Linked DNA regions of Homo sapiens: region 1 is linked to region 2. The links are chromatin loops, found by intact Hi-C in ENCODE. Cell type or tissue: breast epithelium. All regions are shown on one strand. Links, peaks and the distances in the headings refer to the core of each region. The heading gives the core; the rest is flanking DNA.

Evidence for each region. A loop is a pair of places that touch in the nucleus more often than their neighbours do. Peaks named below come from ENCODE experiments on the same cell type or tissue, not always from the same donor. Only the 100,000 strongest peaks of a DNase experiment are listed, where the experiment ranks them.
Region 1: a loop joins it to region 2, with 16 times the contacts of the local background. A loop is called at or near these places in 1 of 110 quality-filtered maps.

Annotation. Positions count from the first base shown.
Region 1 is chr12:122,655,353-122,666,200 of GRCh38, reverse strand. No RefSeq gene overlaps it. Among named protein-coding and RNA genes, the nearest start is that of MIR9902-1, 35 kb to the left of the region's middle. RefSeq lists an enhancer at 9,476-9,525. In breast epithelium, for the core only: no CTCF peak of the experiment used is centred there; a DNase peak (open chromatin) is centred at 6,390; H3K27ac peaks cover 540 bases.
Region 2 is chr12:122,400,997-122,411,844 of GRCh38, reverse strand. The region is part of intron 1 of CLIP1 (CAP-Gly domain containing linker protein 1); the gene reads left to right. Among named protein-coding and RNA genes, the nearest start is that of CLIP1-AS1, 11 kb to the right of the region's middle. RefSeq lists enhancers at 8,187-8,236, 9,900-10,585, 10,586-10,848. In breast epithelium, for the core only: no CTCF peak of the experiment used is centred there; no DNase peak of the experiment used is centred there.

The DNA of each region.
Region 1 (10,848 bases), core at 3,806-8,805, 250 kb before region 2:
TCAGTAAGCTAAACACAGAATCGCCATGTTACCCGGCAATTCTACTCCTAGGAAAATATTCAAAAGATTGAAAACAAGTGTTCAAACAAAAATTTGAATACATATATTCACAGAAGTACTATTCTCAATAGCCAGAAAGTAACCCAACCCCAAATGTCCATCAACCGATGAATGGATAAACAAAAGGCAGTCTATCCACACAAAGGAATACTATTCAGACATGAAAAGGAATGCAGTACTGAAGACAAGGAATGCTGCATCATGGATGAATCTTGAAACATTATGCTGACTGAAAGACACGAGCCAGGTGCAGTGGCTCATGCCTGCAATCCCAACACTTTGGGAGGCTGAGGCAGGTGGATCGCTTGAGCCCAGTAGTTTGAGACCAGTCTGGGCTACATAGCGAGACCCCATCTCTATAAAAAAAAAAAACGAAACTTAGCCGGGCGTGGCGACGCATGCCTGTAGTCCCAGCTTCTCAGGAGGCTAAGGTGGGAGGATCACTTGAGCCTGGGGAGGTCGAGGCTTCGCTGAGCTATGCTGACGCCACTGCACTGAAAAAAAGAGAGAGAGACAGAGAGAGAGAGACAAAGAAAGAAAAGAAAAGAAAAGAAAAGAGAAAAGAAAAAGAGAAAAGAGAAGAAAAGAGGAAAGAAGGAAGGGAGTGAGGGAATGAGGGAAGGAAGGAAGGAAGGAACGAAAGGCCACATTTTATATGACTCTATTTACATGAAATGTCCAGAATAGGCAAAATCTGTAGACAGTAACCTTAGTGGTTACTAGGGACTGGCGGGGAGGGGAGAATGGGAAGTGACAGCTTAATGGTTTCTGTTTAGAGTGAAGACAACGCTCTAGAACGGGAAAGTGGAGTGAGAATTGCACCAAATTATAAATGTACTTAACACCACTTTAAAATGGTGACTTTTATGTTATATATATATATATGTCTTTTCACAATAAAAAAATTCATGGTGGGAAATCTAAGGAAAAAAATCTAAAAAGGCAAAGTGGGGAGGGGCAATAATGAGAAAGAAAGGTCGAGAAACACTGAGCTAAAGACCAGTCTGTAATCTCTCTCTTTTTTTTTTTTGAGACAAGGTCTCGTTCTGTCACCCCAGCTGCAGTGTGGTGGCGTGATCACAGCTCACTGCAGCCTCGATGGCCTGAGCTCAAGTGATCCTCCCACCTCAGCCTCCTGAGAAGCTGGGACCACAGGCATGTACCACCATGCCCAGCTAATTTTTAATTATTTATAGTGTTGAAGTCTCATGTTGCCCACCCAGGCTGGTCTTGAACTCCTGGGCTCAAGCAATCCTCCCACTTTGACCTCCCAAAGTGCTGGGATTACAGGTATGAGCCACTGCACCCGGCCTTAGTCTGTATCTCAACACTGTAAAGATTGTTACCTTTAAAGCAAATACCTCAATAATTCAAGTCTTTAAAACAGTGAGGGGTCCAGCCACAGTGGCTCACATCTGTAATCCCAGCACTCTGGGAGACCGAGGTGGGCGGATCACTTGAGGCCAGGGGTTCGAGACCAATCTGAGTTTAGGAGTTTGAGACCAACTTGGCCAACATAGTGAAACCCCGTTGCTACTAAAAATACAAAAAATTAGCTGGGCACAGTGGCGTGTGCCTGTAATCCTAGCTACTTGCGGGCCTGAGGCACAAGAATTGCTTGAACCCGGGAGGTGGAGGTTGCAGTGAGTCGAGATTACGCCCCTCCACTCTAGCCTGAGTGACAGAGCAAGACTCTATCTCAAAAAAAATGAAAATAAAAAAAAAAGAGTTCGAGACCAGCCTGGCCAACACGTTGAAACCCTGTCTCTACTAAAAATACAAAAATTAAGGCCGGGCCCAGTGGCTCACGCCTGTAATGCCAGCACTTTGGGAAGCCAAGGTGGGCGGATCGCCTGAGGTCAGGAGTTCGAGACCAGCCTGGCCAACATGGTGAAACCCCATCTGTACTAAAAATCAAAAACTTAGCTGGGTATAGTGGCACATGCCTGTAGTCCCAGCTACTTGGGAGGCTGAGGCAGGAGAATCGCTTGAACCCAGGAGGCAGAGGTTGCAGTGAGCCAAGATCACGCCACTGCACTCCAGCCTGGGCGACAGAGCGAGACGCCGTCTCAAAAATAAATAAATGAATAAATAAATATAAATAAATAAATAAAAACGGTAAGGAAGGGATCTTGGCCCTTGAGGTAAATTGCCCCCTTGTCTCTCTCTAATCCAGGGTTTGGGGGAATGGTGTTCACTCACGGCCTGCAAAGCTTTGGGTTTAATTACTGTTTCTTGTCCAACATTTGTCTGATTTTGTGGGTTACTTGGGGCCCTCAGGGATGCAAGAAGCCAAGTGCACACTCAGGTGACCAAGGTGATGGAAGTTATAGAAGCAATCGTGGGCAAGCAAGAATGCTCTGGAAACTGTGGAGCCTCATGAAGAACTGGAACCGGTCTTTAATCAAGTCTCAGATACCATCTCTTAGAAGCTGTGTATCATTATTTCATAAACTATGAAGAAAGAAAAACAGGCCGGGCGCGGTGGCTCACGCCTGTAATCCCAGCACTTTGGGAGGCTGAGGGGGGTGGGTCACCTGTGGTCAGAAGTTTGAGACCAGCCTGGCTAACATGGTGAAACCCCATCTCTACTAAAAATACAAAAATTAGGCGGGCATGGTGGCACGCGCCTGTAATCCCAGCTACTCAGGAAGCTGAGACAGGAGAATTGCTTGAACCCGGGAGGCAGAAGTTGCAGTGAGTCAGGACTGTGCCATTGCACTCCAGCCTGGGTGACAGAGGGAGACAAAGGAAGGAAGGAAGGAAGGAAGGAAGGAAGGAGGGAGGGAGGGAGGGAGGGAGGGAAGGAAGGAGGGAAGGAAGGAGGGAAGGAAGGAAGGAAAGAAGGAAGGAAGGAAGGGAGGAAGGAAGGAGGGAAGGAAGGAGGGAGGGAGGGAGGGAGGGAAGGAAGGAGGGAAGGAAGGAAGGAAAGAAGGAAGGAAGGAAGGGAGGGAGTCCATCAGAAAGAAAGAAAGAGAAAGAATGAGAAAGGAAGAAAAAGAAGAAAGAAAGAAAATGCACACAATTTAACTATAATATACTTCTTTCTTATTGCTTCAAAATTTCATTTGACTCTTTTAGTCTCCAGTGTTTCTTTATTTCCTATATCAGTCTTGTGTATATATGAAAAGAAAGATATTATGGGAAATAGCATGGGGGTTCCTCAAAAAATTATAAATAGTACTACCATATGATCTAGAAAGCTCACTACTGAATGCATATCTGAAGGAAATGAAATCAGTATGTTGAAGAGATACCTGCACACCCATGTCTATTGCAGCATTCTTCATGACATTATCCACAGTCAAGATATAGGAGCTGGCCGGGCGCCGTGGCTCACGTTTGGGAGGCCGAGGTGAGAGGATTGCTTGAGGTCAGGAGTTCAAGACCAGCCTGGTCAACATAGCAAAAACCTCATCTTTACTAAAAATACAAAAATTAGTCAGGCATGGTGGCGGGTACCTGTAATCCCAGCTACTTGGGAGGCTGAGGCAGGAGAATTACTTGAACCCGGGAGGTGGAGGTTGCAGTGAGCCAAAATTGTGACACTGCACTCCAGCCTGGGTGACAGAGAGAGATGCTGTCTCCAAAAAAAAAAAAAAAAAAAAAAAGATATGGAATCAGCCTAGGTGTCAATCAGTGGATAAATGAAGAAAATGTGGTGTATACACAATGAAGTACTATTCAGCGTTTAAAAAGAAGGAAATCCTGTCATTTGCCACAACTTGAATGAACCTGGGTGACTTTATGTTAAGTGAAGTAAGCCAGACGCAGAAAGACAAATACTGCATGATCTCCCTTATATATGAATCTAAAAAAGTTGAACTCATAGAAGCAGAGGGTGGAATGGTGGTTACCGGGAGCTGGAGGTGGGTGGCTGGGTTGGGGAGAGGTTGATCAAAGGGTACAAATGTTCTGTTAGACAGGAGAAATAAATTCAAGAGATCCATTGTACAACATGGTGACTATAGTCAACAATGGCTGGGCACAGAGGCTTTGGAAAGCCAAGGCAGGAGAATCGTTTGAGGCCAGGAGTTCAAGATCAGACTGGGCAACATAGTAAGACCCCATTTCTATAATAAATGAATAAATAGTGTCAACAACAATGGATTGTGTCCTTGAAAATTGTTAAGAGTAGATTTTAGGTGTTCTCGCTACAAAAAAAGTCATGAGAGATAATGCATATGTTAATTAGCTCATTTTAGCCATTCCATAATGTATACATATTTCAAAACACCATGCTGTACACCATAAATATATACAATTTCTATCTCTCAATTAAAAAAATTTTTGTAAGTAAAAAGGCACCTGCAATCTCAGCTACTCAGGAAACCGAGGCAGGAAGATCGCTGAACCCAGGAGTTCGAGACCCTGTCTGTAAATAAGTAAATAAAGTAAAGAGGATGATGTAAGGGAAACCGGTGATTTACTCCTGCAACACCTCCACATTTTCAATCTGGCTTTCTGGTCTCTTTCCAGTGCACGCACTTTGAGGTTTGTGTTTTTCGCCTGCTGTTGTCCTCAGCTCCTGTCCTCTGGACAGGGGGTTCAGAGTCTCTACAAAATCTAATGGCCCTTGGCACAATTCCTATGCCGGCTCACCCATCATGCAGGAGAGCCTCCTCTGACTCCTCCTGTGAGAATGTTGCCAAACGCATCTGACCCTCGGATTCTTAGGAGTGAAAAGGGTCCCGCGGTGTTCCCAAAGCCACCAGCGCCTGCTCTGCCCGTGGGGATCACAACGCTCTAGGAGTTCACCTACCTGCGGGCAGTCCCAGCAACCTCAGGGCTGCCGCCCGACCAAAAGCAGCAAATAAGACATCGTCTGTTGTTAGACACATTCCAAAATGCCAAAATGCGGGGCGGGGGGCGGGGAAAGGTGCATCTTCAGATTGATGAAATGTGGTTGCTGGGCAACCACAGGCATTGGCACCATCCTCGTGGCACTGCTTCGTTGACTGTGCCTCTGACTTCTGACTTGGTTTCCTGCTCACCTCCTGGCTTTTCCTTACCCACAGTATCTACCACCTGTCCTCTTTCTGGCCTCTGCACAACTCCAGTGGCAGTGTCAATTTCTTATATGTTTCAAGTTCAGACTTCCATGAAGAGAAGACCCCACTGGATTGTTGCCACCGTCCAGCAATGCCCGTTCCCTGTGGGTGGGGGATAGGAGTCCAGTAGTCACTAGCCAACTGTAGGGAGTTGAAGGGTGGCTCCCCCAAAAGACATGTCCATATCCTAACCCCAGGAAGCTTACTTGTGAATGTGATTTCACTGGGAAAAAAGGGTCTTTGCCCATGATTACATTTCAGATCTCAAGATGAGGTCATCCTGGATTATCTGGATGGGCCCCAAATCCAATGACAAGTGTCTTTATAAGATACACAGAGGTCTCCAGGCATGGTGGCTCATGCCTGTAATCCCAGCATTTTGAGAAGCCAAGGCAGGAGGATCACCTGAGGTCAGGAGTTCAAGACGAGCTCAGCCAACATGATGATACCCCATCTCTACTAAAAATACAAAAGTTAGCTGGGTGTGGTGGTGGGCGCCTGTAATCCCAGTTACTCAGGAGGCTGAGGCAAGAGAATCGCTTGAACCCGGGAGGTGGAGGTTGCAGTGAGCTGAGATCCCGCCACCGCACTCCAGCCTGGGCAACGGAGCGAGACTCTGTCTCAAAAAAGAAAAGAAATAAAACACACAGAGGAGACACACAGAGAAGGTGATGTGAGGATAAAGGCAGAGATGGGAGTGATGCAGCTACCATCCAAAAACCTGGAGCCACCAGGAGCTGGAAGAGGCAAGAAATGATTCTCTCCTAGAACCTCTAGAGGGAGCGTGGCCCAACTGACCCCTTGTGTTTGGACTTATAAAATTCTGTGGTTTTTTGTTTGTTTTGAGATGGAGTTTCGCTCTGTCGCCCAGGCTGGAGTGCAGTGGCTCAATCTCAGCTCACTGCAATTTCTGCCTCTCGGGTTCAAGTGATTCTCCTGCCTCAGCCTCCCGAATATCTGGGATTACAGGCGCTCACCACCACACGCGGCTAATTTTTCATATTTTTAGTAGAGACGGGGTTTCACCACGTTGGCCAGGCTGGTCTCAAACTCCTGCCCTCAGGTGATCTGCCCACCTCGGCCTCCGAGAGTACTGGGATTACAGGTGTGAGCCCCCGAGCCTGGCCAGCTCTGCGGTTTTAAGCCACTAAGTGTGTGGTGATCTGTTTCAGTAGCTATAGGAAACTACATTCAGCTAGAGCATGTCCTTTTGAGCAAAGCTTTTGTACCAGGTCACTTCATGGGCTTCTGGCCAGCCTGTGGATGACTTTCCAGGCATGGATGACAGTAGCTGGTCCAGTCAACTGAAGCCAAATGGTCACATGACACCGTATTTGCGCCACAGATTTCTCTTCTGGCAATGCTGAGAAAGACTGACAGGAGGAACTGCGGTTAGATTTGTACAGCCTGCCCTTTCTTTGCCCTTTGTGGGCCGATAACAATCATTTACCCTCAAACATTATTTTTCCTATAAACATTAAGATAAAAACAAATGAGTTCTCACTGTGCTTTAGCGGTGTCCCTGGAATCTGTGCCTGGCCTCGCTTGCTCCTTGAAGGACCTCAGTGACGCTTCCCAGTCTGACACCCAGAGAAGGCGATGTGAAGATAATAAGTATTTCCCTTAAATACTTTCTTGTCACAAATAGCTGTCAGTTTTCCTTTTATTTTTTTGAACTCAGTACATATTTATCAAAATAATAAATGGGCTGGGCGCGGTGGCTCAGGCCTATAATCCCAGCACTTGGGAGGGCCAGGTGGGCAAATCACCTGAGGTCAGGAGTTCAAGACCAGCCTGACCAACATGGAGAAACCCCATCTCCACTAAAAATACAAAATTTCCATCCTGGCTAACATGGTGAAACCCCGTCTCTACTAAAAATACAAAAAATTAGCCAGGCGTGGTGGTGGGCACCTGTAGTCCCAGCTACTCGGGAGGCTGAGGCAGGAGAATGGCGTGAACCTGGGAGGCGGAGCTTGCAGTGAGCCGAGATCGCACCACTGCACTCCAGCCTGGGCGACAGAGCAACACTCCGTCTCAAAAAAAAAAAAAAAAACAACAACAAAATTAGCCAGGCATGGTGGCGTGTGCCTGTAATCCCAGCTACTCAGGAGTCTGAGGCAGGAGAATCGCTTGAACCCGGGAGGCAGAGGTTGCGGTGAGCCGAGATTGCACCATTGCACTCCAGCCTGGGCAACAAGAGTGAAACTCCATCTCAAAAAAAAAAAAAAAAAAGAATAAATGAAATGTCTCATAACAAAAGAAAATAGACACTGTTTAAAGGCTTGAGCTTTTTATAGAATATAAATGCACGAACTCTGCAGTTGATGGACTCAGTAGTGTGAGGCTGTTCTATGTCCTTGTGTACTTATTCCCATAAGCTATGTCCTAAAGATAGGTGGCTGCTGTGTCATTAAACTGCTGCAATTTTTTTTTCTTTGAGATAGAATCTCACTCTGTCACCCAAGCTGGAGTAGAGTGGCGCTATCTCGGCTCACTGAAACCTCTGCCTCCCGGGTTCAAGTGATTCTCCTGCCTCAGCTTCCCAAGTAGCTGGGATTACAGGTGTGCACCACCAGACCCGGCTAATTTTTGTATTTTTAGTAGAGATGGGGTTTTGCCATGTTGGCCAGGCTGGTCTCGAACTCCTGGCCTTAAGTGATCTGCCTACCTCAGCCACCCAAAGTGCTGGGATTGCAGGTGTGAGCCACCACATCTGGCCAATTTTTTTTAAATAGGTAAGAATTTACCTTAAAATTTTAATATGAATAGTAGTTTATGGATTGCAAAGGATATAAATTGTTCTCACCTGTTTATTACATATTAGAGCAGATAATATTATTTCCATCTTACAGATGCAAGTTCACAGAACTGGCAAGTAGCAAGGAGAAAAGAAAACTCTTATTTGAGACTTTCTTTTTTTTTTTGAGACGGAGTTTCGCTCTTGTTGACCAGGCTGGAGTGTGAGGCACGATCTCAGCTCACTGAAACCTCTGCCTTCTGGGTTCAAGTGGTTCTCCTGCCTCAGCCTCCCGAGTAGCTGGGATTACAGGTGCCTGCCACCATGCCTGGCTACTTTTTTGTATTTTAGTAGAGACGGGGTTTCACCATGTTAGCCAGGCTGGTCTCAAACTCCTGACCTCAGGTGATCCACCCACCTCGGCCTCCCAAAGTGCTGGGATTACAGGCGTGAGCCACCGTGCCCAGCTTTATTTTATTTATTTTATTTTTATTTTTTTGTGACAGAGTCTCACTCTGCTTCCCAGGGTGGAGTGCAGTGGCCTGATCTCAGCTCACTGCAACCTCTGCCTCCCAAGTTCAAGCGATTCTCCTGCCTCAGCCACCCAAGTAGCAGGAGTGCACCACCAGGCCCAGCTAATTTTGTATTATTATTATTTTTATAGTAGAGACGGGGTTTGCCGTTTCACCATGTTAGCCAGGCTGGTCTCAAACTCCTGACCTCAGGTGATCTGCATGCCTTGGCCTCCCAAAGTGCTGGGATTACAGGCACGAGCCACCATACCCAGCCACAAATGGGGGTCTTGAAATACACTCCCAGCATCTCTGCAAGGGCGTTACAAGGTAAAGCACACCCCATACCATTCAGGATCCTTCTTCTGATATTTCTCTTTTTTTATATTTATTTATTTTTTAGAGACAAGGTCTCACTCTGTCACCCAGGCTGGGAGGCAGTGGTGTGATCATGGCTCACTGCAGCCTTGACCTCCCAGGCTCAGACAATCTCTCCAACTCAGCCTTCCAAGAAGCTGGGACTACTGGTGCGTACCACCAAACTCATCTAATTTTTTATTTTTTATAGAGATGAGGTCTCACCATGTTGCCCAGGCTGGTCTCCAACTCCTGACCTCCTGATCCAAGTGATCCTCCTGCCTCAGCCTCCCAAAGTGCTGGTATTATAGGCATGCACCATTGTGCCAGACACCTCCTCCGATATTTCTTGAGCTTCCACTTCACACAGCCTTTATCCTCTTGCTGTTGGTCATGACTCTTGTTCCCACACTTCTTTATTAAGACAGATGTTTGCAGAATAAACACACCAATGAACAAAGACAGCTACACAACCCCTAAAGGGAAGGCTGCCTGGCTGCTGGAACAGACTAGATTACGCCCTTGAATGAAACACAAATTGCTCTAATAATGTTGGGGGAGGGGGTGGTCGACAGAGAACTCACCTAGCTGTGTCACCACCTTCTAGAAATGACCCTCCTCCAAGCGACAGTGTCATTCAGAGGTGACTGGGTGCCAATCCAGTACAGAAACTGAGTCTTGATCAGTTTAAGCCAGTCTTGGTAATATCACTCTCCTTGCCAAGACCACGCTGTAGGCATGGAGAAGTGACATCATTCTGGCCAGTAAGGTGTCGAGGAAGTCTTCCGGGGATGCTTTTCAGAAGATTTTCTTCACTTTTGAAAAGGACCTTTTGGTTTGGCAGTTCCTCAAAAAATTAAACATAGAATTATCATATGACCCAGCAATCCCACTTTTAGTCACATGCCCAAAAGAGTTGAAAACAGGTTACTCAAATACTTGCACAGGCCTGTACATAGCAGCAATATTCACCAGAGCAAAAAGGTGGAAGCAACCCAACAGCCCATCAACTGATGAATGAACAAAATATGGTGTCTGTGTACGACAGAATGTATTATTATTTGGTCATGAAATGGAATAAAGCACTGACACAAGCTGTCCCATGGAGGAACTTTGAAAACATGATGTCAAGTGAAAAAAGCCAGGTGCAAAAGGCCCCGCATGGTGTGACTCCATTTATATGAAATGTCCGGAATAAGCAAATACTTAGAAATCAGATGAGCTGAGAGTCGGGGAATGGGGAGGATTGTTTTTGATGGGTATGGGGTTTCCTTTGGGTGTGAAGAAAATGTTTTGGAACTAGATACAGGTGGTGGCTGCACAACATGGTGAAGGTACTAAATGCCACAGAATTTTTCACTTTATTTTATTTTTATTATTTTTTTTGGGACAGACTATTGCTCTTTTGCCCAGGCTGGAGTGAAATGGCGTGATCTTGGCTCACTGCAACCTCCACCTCCCCGGTTCAAGTGATTCTCCTGCCTCAACCTCCCGAGTAGCTGGGATTACAGGCACCCGACACCATGCCCGGCTAATTTTTTTGTATTTTTTTTTTTAGTAGAAACAGAGTTTTACCATGTTGGCCAGGCTAGACTCAAACTTCTGGATTCAAATGACTTGCCCGCCTTGGCCTCCCAAAGTGCTGGGGTTGGCCGGGCGCGGTGGCTCACACCTGTAATCCCAGCACTTTGGGAGGCTGAGGTGGGCAGATCACCTGAGGTTGGGAGTTCCAGACCAGCCTGACCAACATGGAGAAACCCCATCTCTACTAAAAATACAAAATTAGCCAGGCATGGTGGCACATGCCTGTAATCCCAACTACTCGGGAGGCTGAGGCAGGAGAATCGCTTAAACCCAGGAGGCAGAGGTTGCAGTGAGCCGAGATCGCACCATTGCACTCCAGCCTGGGCAACAAGAGTGAAACTACGTCTCAAAAAAAAAAAAAAAAAAAATGTGCTGGGATTACAGGCATGAGCCACCACACCCAGCTAATTATTTTGTATTTTTAGTAGAGATGGGGTTTCACCATGTTGGCCAGGCTTGTCTCGAACTCCTGACCTCAAGTAATTCGCCTGCCTTGGCCTCCACAAGTGCTGGGATTACAGATGTGAGCCACCACGCCCGGTCA
Region 2 (10,848 bases), core at 1,977-6,976:
AAGTAAGTTTTAATATATTTTTGTCATCCCCAGAAGAAATCATGTATCCATTAGCAGTCACTCCTTATTTCTGCCAACTTTCCCAGCCCTAGGCAGGAGGCCAGGAGTTTGATGCCAGCCTGGGCAACATGGCAAATCTACTCTCGTCTCTACAGATTTGTTTATTCTGGACATTTCTTATAAAGGGAATCATACATTATGACTGGCTTCCTTCGCTTAACATAGTGTTTTCAGGGTTCCTCCATGTTGTGGCATGCATCTGCCCTTGATTCCTTTTTATGGTTGAGTAATATTCTGTTGTGTAGATATACCCCAATACCACATTGTGTCTCTTCATCACTTGATGAACCTTTGGATTGTTTCTACTTTTTGTCTCATGAATACTGCTGCTGTGAGCATTCATGTATAAATTTTTTGTTTTTGTTTTTGAGATGGAGTTTCGCCCTTGTCTCCCAGGCTGGAGTGCAATGGCGTGATCTCGGCTCATTGCAACCTCCACCTCCTGGGTTGAAGCAAATCTCCTGCCTCAGCCTCCCCAATAGCTGGGATTACAGGCGCCTGCCACCACACCCAGTTAATTTTTATAGTTTTAGTAGAGACAGGGTTTCGCCATGTTGCCTGGGCTTGTCTCAAACTCCTGACCTCAGGTGATCCGCCCACCTCAGCCTCCCAAAGTGCTGGGATTACAGGCGTAAGCCACTATGCCTGGCTCTTGTGTCTAATTTTTTGTGTAGACATATGCTTGCTTTTATGTTGGGCCTATACCTAAGAATGTTATAGAATTGCTGGGTCATATGCGAACTCTACCTTTTGAGGCAGTACAATACTGTTTTCCAAAGTGGTTGTACCACCAGCAATGAATGAGGTTCAGCTTGTCCAAATCCTCACCAGCACTTCTATGTCTTTTTGATTATAGTCATCCTAGTGAGTGTGCAGTGTGGTATCTCATCGTGATTTTGATTTGTATTTACCTGGTGGCTAGTAATATTGAACATCCTTTCATGTGCTTATTGGCCGTTTGTATAGCTTCTTTGGAGAAACAAACCTGTTATCTTTTTCTTTTTACCTTCAAAATATTACTTATAAGGCCGGATGTGGTGGCTCACGCCTGTAATCCCAGCACTTTGGGAGGCTGAGGTGGGCAGATCACTTGAGGTCAGGAGTTCGAGACCAGCCTGGCCAACATGGCAAAACCCTGTCTCTACTAAAAATACGAAAATTAGCTGGGTGTGGTGGCACGTGCCTGTAATCCCAGCTACTCGGGAGGCTGAGGCAGGAGAATCGCTTGAACCCAGGAGGTGGAGGTTGCAGTGAGCCGAGATTGCGCCACTGCACTCCAGCCTGAGTGACAGAGCGAGACTCCATCTCAAAAAAAAAAAAAAAAAAGTGTGTGTGTGTCTGTGTGTATATATATGTGTGTGTGTGTATACATAAATAAATATAACTTTACAAAGGCAAAGTATAGAACAATGGTATGTTACCATTTCGAATGAAAATGGTATACAAAAGAATGCCTTTATCTTTTAGTTTCTATATTTAGCAGATATTTATTAAGCATCTACTATAGGGAGGTACTAGCCCAGACACTGGGAAAGTTGAGTAAAACAGTCATGTGTCCTGCTCTCGAGGAAACTGTAGCTGTTAATGGATTGCAGATTAAGAGCAAGAAATGAGGCTAGGCATGGTGACTCATGCCTGTAATCCCAGCACTTTGGGAGGCTGAGGTGGGTGGATCACTTGAGGCCAGGAGTTCAAGACTAGCCTGGCCAACATAGCAAAACCCTGTCTCTACTAAAAATACAAAAAATTAGCCAGGCATGGTGACAGGCGCCTGTAGTCCCAGCTACTCGGGAGGCTGAGGCAGGAGAATGGCGTGAACCCAGGAGGCGGAGCTTTCAGTGAGCCGAGATCTCACCACTGCACTCCAGCCTGGGTGACAGAGCAAGACTCAGTCTCAAAAAAAAAAAAAATAAAAATAACAAACACTGAAGTTAGATTTTAAAATCCAAATGAGGCCGGGCGCGGTGGCCCACGCCTGTCATCTTAGCACTTTGGGAGGCCAAGGTGGGTAGATCACCTGAGGTCAGGAGTTCGAGACCAGCCTGGCCAACATGGTGAAAGCCTGTCTCTACTAAAAATACAAAAACTAGCTGGGGGTGGTGGCAGGGGCCTGTAATCCCAGCTACTCGGGAGGCTGATGCAGGAGAATCGCTTGAACCTGGGAGGCAGAGGTTGCAGTGAGCTGAGATTGAGCCACTGCACTCCAACCTGGGCAACAGAGTGAGACTCTGTCTTGAAAAAAATTAAAATCCAAATGAAACCAATTCCTAGTTTCCACTTACAGCATCTAAGGTGGTTGTACAGAAACTATCTTATGGATTTGTGAGTAAATTTAGTAGACTGCTTCTCTTGAAATATAGGCTGGGCGTGGTGGCTCGTGCCTGTAATCCCAGCACTTTGGGAAGCCAAGGTGGGCAGATCACTTGAGGCCAGGAGTTTGAGACCAGCCTAGCCAACATGGTGAAACCCTGTCTCTACTAAAAATATAAAAATTAGCTGGGCGTGGTTGCGCATGCCTGTAATCCCAGCTACTCCAGAGGCTGAGGCGGAAGAATCGCTTGAACCTGGGTGGCAGTGGTTGCAGTGAACTGAGATCATGCCACTGTATTCCAGCCTGGGCAACAGAGCAAGACTCCATCTCAAAAAAAAAGAAAAAGAAAAGAAAAATATTATAGGCTGGGCGTGGTAACTCATGCCTGTAATCCCAGCACTCTGGGAGGCCAAGGCGGGCGGATCACCCGAGGCCAGGAGTTTGAGACCAGCCTGGCCAACATGGTGAAACCCTGTCTCTACAAAAATATAAAGATTAGCCGGGCATGGTTGTGCAGACCTGTAATCCTGGCTACTTGGGAGGCTGACGCAGGAGAATCACTTGAGCCTGGGAGGCGGAGGTTGCAGTGAGCCAAGATCGTGCCACCCTGGGTGACAGAGTGGAGACTCCATCTCAAAAAAATAATAAACAATAAAAAAAATATCAAGGTGCCCTGTAGTATTGTGAAAATAGAAACGTGGTTATAGGCCGGGCACAGTGGCTCATGCCTTTAATTCCAACACTTTGGGAGGCTGAGGCAGGAGGATCTCTTGAGCCCAGGAGTTCAAGACCAGCCTGGGCAACATAGTCTCTTAAAAACAGAATAGGCTGGGCGCGGTAGCTCACACCTGTAATCCCAGCACTTTGGGAGGCCGAGGTGGGTGGATCACGAGGTCAGGAGATCGAGACCATCCTGGCTAACACGGTGAAACCCTGTCTCCACTAAAAATACAAAAAATTAGCCTGGTGTGGTGGCAGGCGCCTGTAGTCCCAGCTACTCGGGAGGCTGAGGCAGAAGAATGGCGTGAACCTGGGAGGTAGAGGTTGCAGTGAGCTGAGATTGCACCACTGCACTCCAGCCTGGGCGACAGAGTGAGACTCCATCTCAAAAAAATATATAATAAAAAATAAAGAAATGTCTCAAAAAAATGTGGTTATTTGTCCATTGTCTCTCAAGACCTATAGCAACTATTAAACTTGCTCATTTGCAAAATAAAAACAAGAACCTTTTTTTTTTTTTTTTTGAGACGGAGTATCATTCTTATCGTCTAGGCCAGAGTGCAATGGTGTGAGCTCTGTAACCTCCGTCTCCCGGGTTCAAGTGATTGTCCTGCCTCAGCCTCCTGAGTAGCTGGGATTACAGGTGCCCGCCACCATGCCTGGCTAATTTTTGTATTTTTAGTAGAGATGGGGTTTCGCCATGTTAGTCAGGCTGGTCTTGAACTCCTGACCTCAGGTGATTTGCCTCGGCCTCCCAAAGTGCTGGCATTACAGGCAAGAAAGCTTTTATGAAAAGAAAAAAACCCAATCCAATATGAAAGACCTTGATTCTTCTAGGAGTTGTCTTTGTACCCTTTTCTTGTTCAGAGCAGTTTTGGTATGCTTTTGCTTTTGGTGTGGGCCATGTCTGACTGTTTAAGGGGCAGGCAACAATATGCCAACTTTTTTCCTTTGTGAAGAATGGAAAGGGAAATCAATTCTTTTTTTTTTTTTTTTTTTTTTTTTGAGACAGGGTCTCACCAAAAACCCTCCTTGTAGCACGTGTTCTCACTCTGTCTCAAGAAAAAAAAAAAACTCATCCAGGCTGGAGTGCAGTGGCACAATCACAGCTCACTGCAGCTTCAATCTCCTGGGCTCAGGTGATCCTCCTTCAGCCTCCCAGATAGCCTGGACTGCAGGCACGCGACACCATACCTGGCTAATTTTTTGTAGAGATGGAGTTTTGCCGTGTTGCCCAGGCTGGTTTTGAACTCCTGGGCTCAAGTGATCTTCCTGCCTCAGCCTCCCAAAGTGCTGAGATTGCAGGTGTGAACCACCTTGGCTGGGGAGGTCAGTTTTAACTTGCCTTGAGATTGACTCTTTGATCTCACTGCTGTATATAATAATTTAGAAACATTTATTCATCAGTTTACATTAGGGTCAGGAGCCTGGAGATTGGGGTTTTAGTCCTAGACTGTTAAGTAAGTATGACCTTGACAAGTGATTTCACTTTTTAGAATCAGTTTTCTTGTTGGTAAAATGAGAGAGTTGAACTAGATTGCTACAGTCTCTTCTGATTCTAACATTTTATGATGCTATATTAAGCACATTGCTTCTTTTTACACGTTAGTATAATTGACTGCTGCCGACCCATTAAGTAAGTTCTTCTGGGAGATACTAGAGAGGCCTAGTAATTTCAGCCCCTTTTAAGATCTGTGTCTTAAGCTAGTGGTATGTGTTAGAGTTACAAAGTCACAGGAATTTTGTAGAATTTTGTGTAAATGAACAAAATAACTCAAATTATTCAGCTTTCCATGTTCCCTTAAAACATTTTTTTTTTTTTTTGCAGATGGAGGAACATTGGGAGGCTCTTTATTTTCTGCGTGCTAAGTAGTAGGAATATAAATCTGCACTCAGACTGAGCTGTGCAAAGGCATTCATAATTGCAGGCAGTTGCATCAGAGCTCAGAGTTCCATCTCTAAAAAAAACATTGTCTTATGCCCCAACCTTCTCCCTGGGTTAGTTTTTAATCCTGTCCTTCCTTTTTAAAACTTCTCTAGGTACAACTTGTATTCTGTACTATGTCATACACACCTTAAGTTTTAAATACATATAATTTTCTTAAGCACAGAATAATTTTTCAAAGGGGTATGTCTACTCTTGACTTTGGAAAGATACCATAAACTTTGTATTTACTGTCAGTGTCTTATTGTGTGATATTCTCAAATCAACACTTAAGGTTAGCAGGCTAATTTTATAAATTGCTCTGTAAGGTTTGTCTCAGTTAGAAATTGGAAATAAAACTTCCTTGTAGCTCCTTTTGAATTAAGGGGCCAGTTAATTTTCTGATACTTACTGACTTGTGTCAGTCCTTTAGTGTCTGAATGGGCTTTTCACATTGATCCATTTATTTTTACTTGTTTGAGACAAGGTCTCACTCTGTGGGACCACAGGCACGCACCACCACGCCTGGCTAATTTTTGTATTTTTTGCAGAGACAGGGTTTCGCCATGTTTCCTAGGATGATCTCAAACTCCTGAGCTCAAAACTATCTGCCCACCTTGGCCTCCCAAAGTGTTGGGATTATGGGCGTGAGCCACTGAGCTGGCCGGCATTGACCTTTTAAATAAACAGTGATTACAATATTTACTCATCTTTCGTACTTTATCCTTAAAGATATGCTGTTTGCTTCCCGCCCCCCATCCCCCAGATGGAGTCTTGCTCTGTCACCCAGGCTGGAGTGCAGTGGTGCCATCTAGGCTCACTGCAACCTCTGCCTCCCGGATTCAAGCGATTCTCCTGCCTCAGCCTTCTGAGTAGCTGGGATTACCGGAGCTGCCGCCATGCCCGGCTAATTTTTGCATTTTAGTAGAGAGGGGGTTTCACCAAGTTGGCCAGGCTGGTCTTGAACGTCTGACCTCAGGTGATCCGCTCGCCTTGTCCTCCCAAAGTGCTGGGATTACGGCCGTGAGCAACCACACCCGGCTGCTGTTTCCTTTTTGTTTTTTTTTTTGAGATAGTGTGGTGGCATGATCTCTGCTCACTGCAACCTCTGCCTCCCTTGCTCAAGTGATTCTCTTGTCTCAGCCTCCCGAGTAGCTGGGATTATAGGTGTGTACCACCACACCTGGCTAATTTTTGTATTTTAGTAAAGATGGGGTTTTGCCATGTTGGCCAGGCTGGTCTTGAACTCTTCACCTCAGGTGATCTATCCGCCTTGGCCTCCCAAAGTGCTGGGATTACAGGTGTGAGCCACCGCGCCTGGCTGCTATTTGCTTTTTTAATCTTTGTGTTAATTTTAAAGCTGAGTCTGGCCTATTTAAAAAGTTATATATAATATATCGTGTATGAAGCATACATAAATACCCACATACTTAGAGAAATATCAGTGAAAATAGATCTTAGTGGTCCTAGCACAGTAAAGTGACAAAAGACTAAAAAAAACCTAGAGTTACGGCTCCTGGAATCCTTCTGACTTTTTTGACCATAGTACTTGCGAGAACGCGTCCCTTGTGAATCTAGGCAATGACGGCAACAGGAGCCATGCAGCAGTGACAGAACGTCTCATGGGATTACACAGGGGATGCAGATCAGTGAAGAAATATTGGTGCTTATAAATAGTCATGACAGGAATGGAAAAAAGGACAGGCTGAGTGACTTTAATATTCAATAAAACAAGTAATCTCATGTGAAAGGCATGTGTTTTTGAAGATGATGGAATGCTCTTATTCTGACACCTGACTCTAGAGGTGGTTTAAGTCAGTCCTATAGACAAGGCAGTGAACTTGATGGGGATATGTGGAACTGAATGGAAGAATGGAAGTGTGAACACATGGCACCATGTTGGTTTTTTTTTGTTTTGTTTTTTTTTTTTGAGATGGAGTCTCGCTCTGTCACCCGGGCTGGAGTGCAGTGGCGCGATCTTGGCTCACTGCAACCTCCGCCTCCCGGGTTCACACCATTCTGCCTCAGCCTCCTGAGTTGTTGGGACTACAGGCGCCCGCCACCATGCCAGGCTAATTTTTTTTTTTTGTATTTTTATTAGAGACAGGGTTTCACTGTGTTAGCCAGGATGGTCTTGATGGATCCGACCTCGTGATCCACCTGCCTCGGCCTCCCAAAGTGCTGGGATTACAGGCGTGAGCCACTGTACCTGGCCTTTGTTTTTTGTTTTCAGATGGAGTCTTGCTCTGTTGCCCAGGCTGGAGTGCTGTGGCGCAATCTTGGCTCACTGCAACCTCCACCTCCCCGGGTTCAAGCGATTCTCCTGCCTCAGACTCCTGAATAACTGGGATTACAGGAATGTGCCACCACTTCTAGCTAATTTTTATATTTTTAGTAGAGACAGGTTTCACCATGTTGGCCAGCCCGAAGGTCTCGAACTCCTAGCCTCAAGTGATTTACCCACCTTGGCCTCCCAAAGTACTGGGATTACAGGCGTCAGCCACTGCACCCGGCCTATTCTGTTACCTTTTAAATCAGCCTACTAGTTGATACTGAAACCAGTGTCTCCAGGCCCCTGCTTTATATTCTGTCCAGTGAATCTCGCTTGTTAGTGCACTGATTTGATACATTGGCCCTTCTGTGGCCTGCGCCCCAAACTGTGTTTGGTGGCGTCACACACATTTTCCCTGTGTTCAGGGCCAAGCTTTGGGAAGCCAGAGTCAACGATGCTCTTAGGTGTCTGTCACTTGTCCTCAGCTCGCGTAGACCGCTCACTCATGCGCTTACCGGGTATTCTACCTTGGAGTGCATGCTCCCTGCCTTCATGCCCTGTGGTTTGATTTTGAGTCACGGAACTGTTGTTAGGGCACACATTCTGAGCAGTCACACAGTGTCATCATGTCATCGGACCACTCTGTGTAAATGTGCACAAGGAGTGTTCTGTATCTTATTCGGAAGACTAACAAGTTTCCCAGGTGTTAGAATATGGGCCAATGAAACAGCTATATGCGGCTGGGCACGGTGGCTCATGTGGTAATCCCAACACTTTGGGAGGCCAAGGTGGGTGGTTCACCTGAGGTCAGGAGTTCAAGACCAGCTTGGCCAACATGGTGAAACCCTGTCTCTACTAAAAATAAAAAAAAATTAGCTGGGTGTGGTGACGGGTGCCTGTAATACCAGCTACTCAGGAGGCTGAGGCAGGAGAATCGCTTGAACCCAGGAGGCAGAGGTTGCAGTGAGTCGAGATCATGCCACTGCACTCCAGCCTGGGTACCAGAGTAAGACTCTGTGCCAAAAAAACAAACAGACCAAAAAAAAAAAAAAAAAAAACAAAACAAGAAATGATGTCTCCTACTGTATTGGCCTTAAATCTCCAGCCACAGGTTCCTTTCATGTGCTTTGAGACATACTTATTAAATTTTTCATCGGTAGCTCAGTCTCTGTACTGTATTTTGCTTTGAGTTTCATGTGGGTGTGTTTTCAAACTCTTTGTGCTGAGCTCTCGGTTTTACTGGGCAGTGCCTTGTGCTGCCAGCAGAGCTTCCTTATACATTATGTATCACCTGTCAAATAGATATTTTAAAGTTCCTCTTACTGTAAGTGCTATTTTTTCCTTTTCTATGCTAAGAACAATTAAATTATTCCTGGCTCGAGATTCAGGAGTTTTACATTTCTCTGCCCTTTTCCTCACATACATGTTGTAATGGAGCACAGAAGATGGATGTTGCATATCCAGGGGGGCCTGGGGTATTATCTGCTTGTTAGTTTTACTATCGATGCCAAGAGGAGAGCTGCTTGTTTTCTGCTTCCAGTATGTATTCTAGCCTGGTGGTGTCCTATGTAGTAGCCACGAGCCACATAATCACGTATTGAGCACGTGAAATGTGGTGAGTCCAAATTGAGGTGTGCTGTAAGTATAAAATACACTCTGGATTTCAAAGATCTATTATGAAAAAAGAATGTAAAATGTTAATAATTTTACGTTAATCACATTTGTTGTTGTTAGAGACGAGGTGATATTTGTTTTTTGAGACAGAGTCTTGGTCTGTCACCCAGGCTGGAATGTAGTGCTGCCACCCAGGCTGGAGTACAGTGGCGCTATCTCAGCTCACTGCAACCTCCGCCTCCTGGGTTCAAGCAATTCTCCTGCCTCAGCCTCCGGAGTAGGTGGGATTATAGGTGCCCACCACCACATCCGACTAATTTTTATATTTTTAGTAGAGATGGGGTTTCACCATGTTGGCCAGGCTGCTGTCAAACTCTTGACCTCAAGTGATCCATGTGCTTCGGTCTCCCAAAGTGCTGGGATTACAGGCATGAACCAGCACGCCCAGGCAGGAGATGAGGTCTTGCTCTGTTGCCCAGGCTGGAGTGCAGTGCCATGACCAGAGCTCTCTGCAGCTTCTAACTAAACTCTTGGGCTCAAGCAGTCGTCCCATCTCTGCCTCTGGAGTAGCTGGGATGCAGGTGTGTGCCACTACACCCAGCTAATTTTTAAAAATTTTGTAGAGATGGAGTCTCACTATGTTGCTCAGGCTTGTCTTGAAATCCTGAACTCAAGTGATCCTTCCACTTGGGCAGGCATGAGCCACCGTGCCCAGCCCTTGATTACATTTTGAAATAATATTTTAAATCTACTGGGCTAAATAAACTATATCATGAAAATTAATTTCACATGATTCTTTTTCATTTTTAAAAATATGGATACTAGAAAATTCAGAATTATACATTTGTACTGCATTGTATTTCTACTGGACAGTGCTGGTCTAGAAAGTATAATACTGTCAACAAATGTAATTATCTAATTTGAGACTCACACTTTTTTTTTTTTTGAGCGGGAGTTTTGCTCTTGTTGCCCAGGCTGGAGTGCAATGGCAAAATCTCGGCTCACTGCAACCCCCACCTCCCAGGTTCAAGTGATTCTCCTGCCTCAGCCTCCCGAGTAGCTGGGATTACAGGCATGTGCTACCACACCTGGATAATTTTGTATTGTTAGTGGAGACTGGCTTCACCATGTCTGTCAGGCTGGTCTTGAACTCCTGACCTCAGGTCATCCTCCCGCCTTGGCCTCCCAAAGTGCTGGGATTACAGGCATGAGCCAGCATGCCCAGCCGAGATCATACCTGTTAAATAGCACTCATTGTAGGTAGTAATTGAACAGTTTGCCCATAGCTTCATTGACCTACTTTCTTGGAGTACAATGGCGCCATCTCTGCTCACCGCAACCTCTGCCTCCCAGGTTTAAGCAGTTCTCCTGCCTCAGCCTCCTGAGTAGCTGGGATTACAGGCATGTGCCACCACGCCGCCTGGCTGATTTTGTATTTTTAGTAGAGATGGGGCTTCGCCGTTTTGGTCAGGCTGGTCTTGAATTCCTGACCTCAAGTGATCTGCCCGCCTTGGCCTCCCAAAGTGCTAGGATTACCGTGCCCGGCCCATTGACCTACTTTTTATTAATTTGTTCATTAATAATTAGAGATGAGGTCTCACCAAGTTTCCCAGGCTGGTATTGAACTCCTGGGCTCAAAGCATCCTGCCACCTCAGCCTCCCAAAGTGTTGGGATTACAGGTGTGAACCACCATACCCACCCTTCATTGGCCCACTTTTTAGAAAAGGATCCAGGCCAGTCGTGGTGGCTCATGTCTGTAATCCCAGCACTTTGGGAGGCCAAGACGGGCGGATCACCTGAGGTCGGGAGTTCGAGACCAGCCTGACCAACATGGCAAAACCTTGTCTCTACTAAAAATACAAAATTAGCCAGGCATGGTGGCACGTGCCTGTAATCCCAGCTACTTGGGAGGCTAAGGCATGAGAATTGCTTAAACCCGAGAGGCG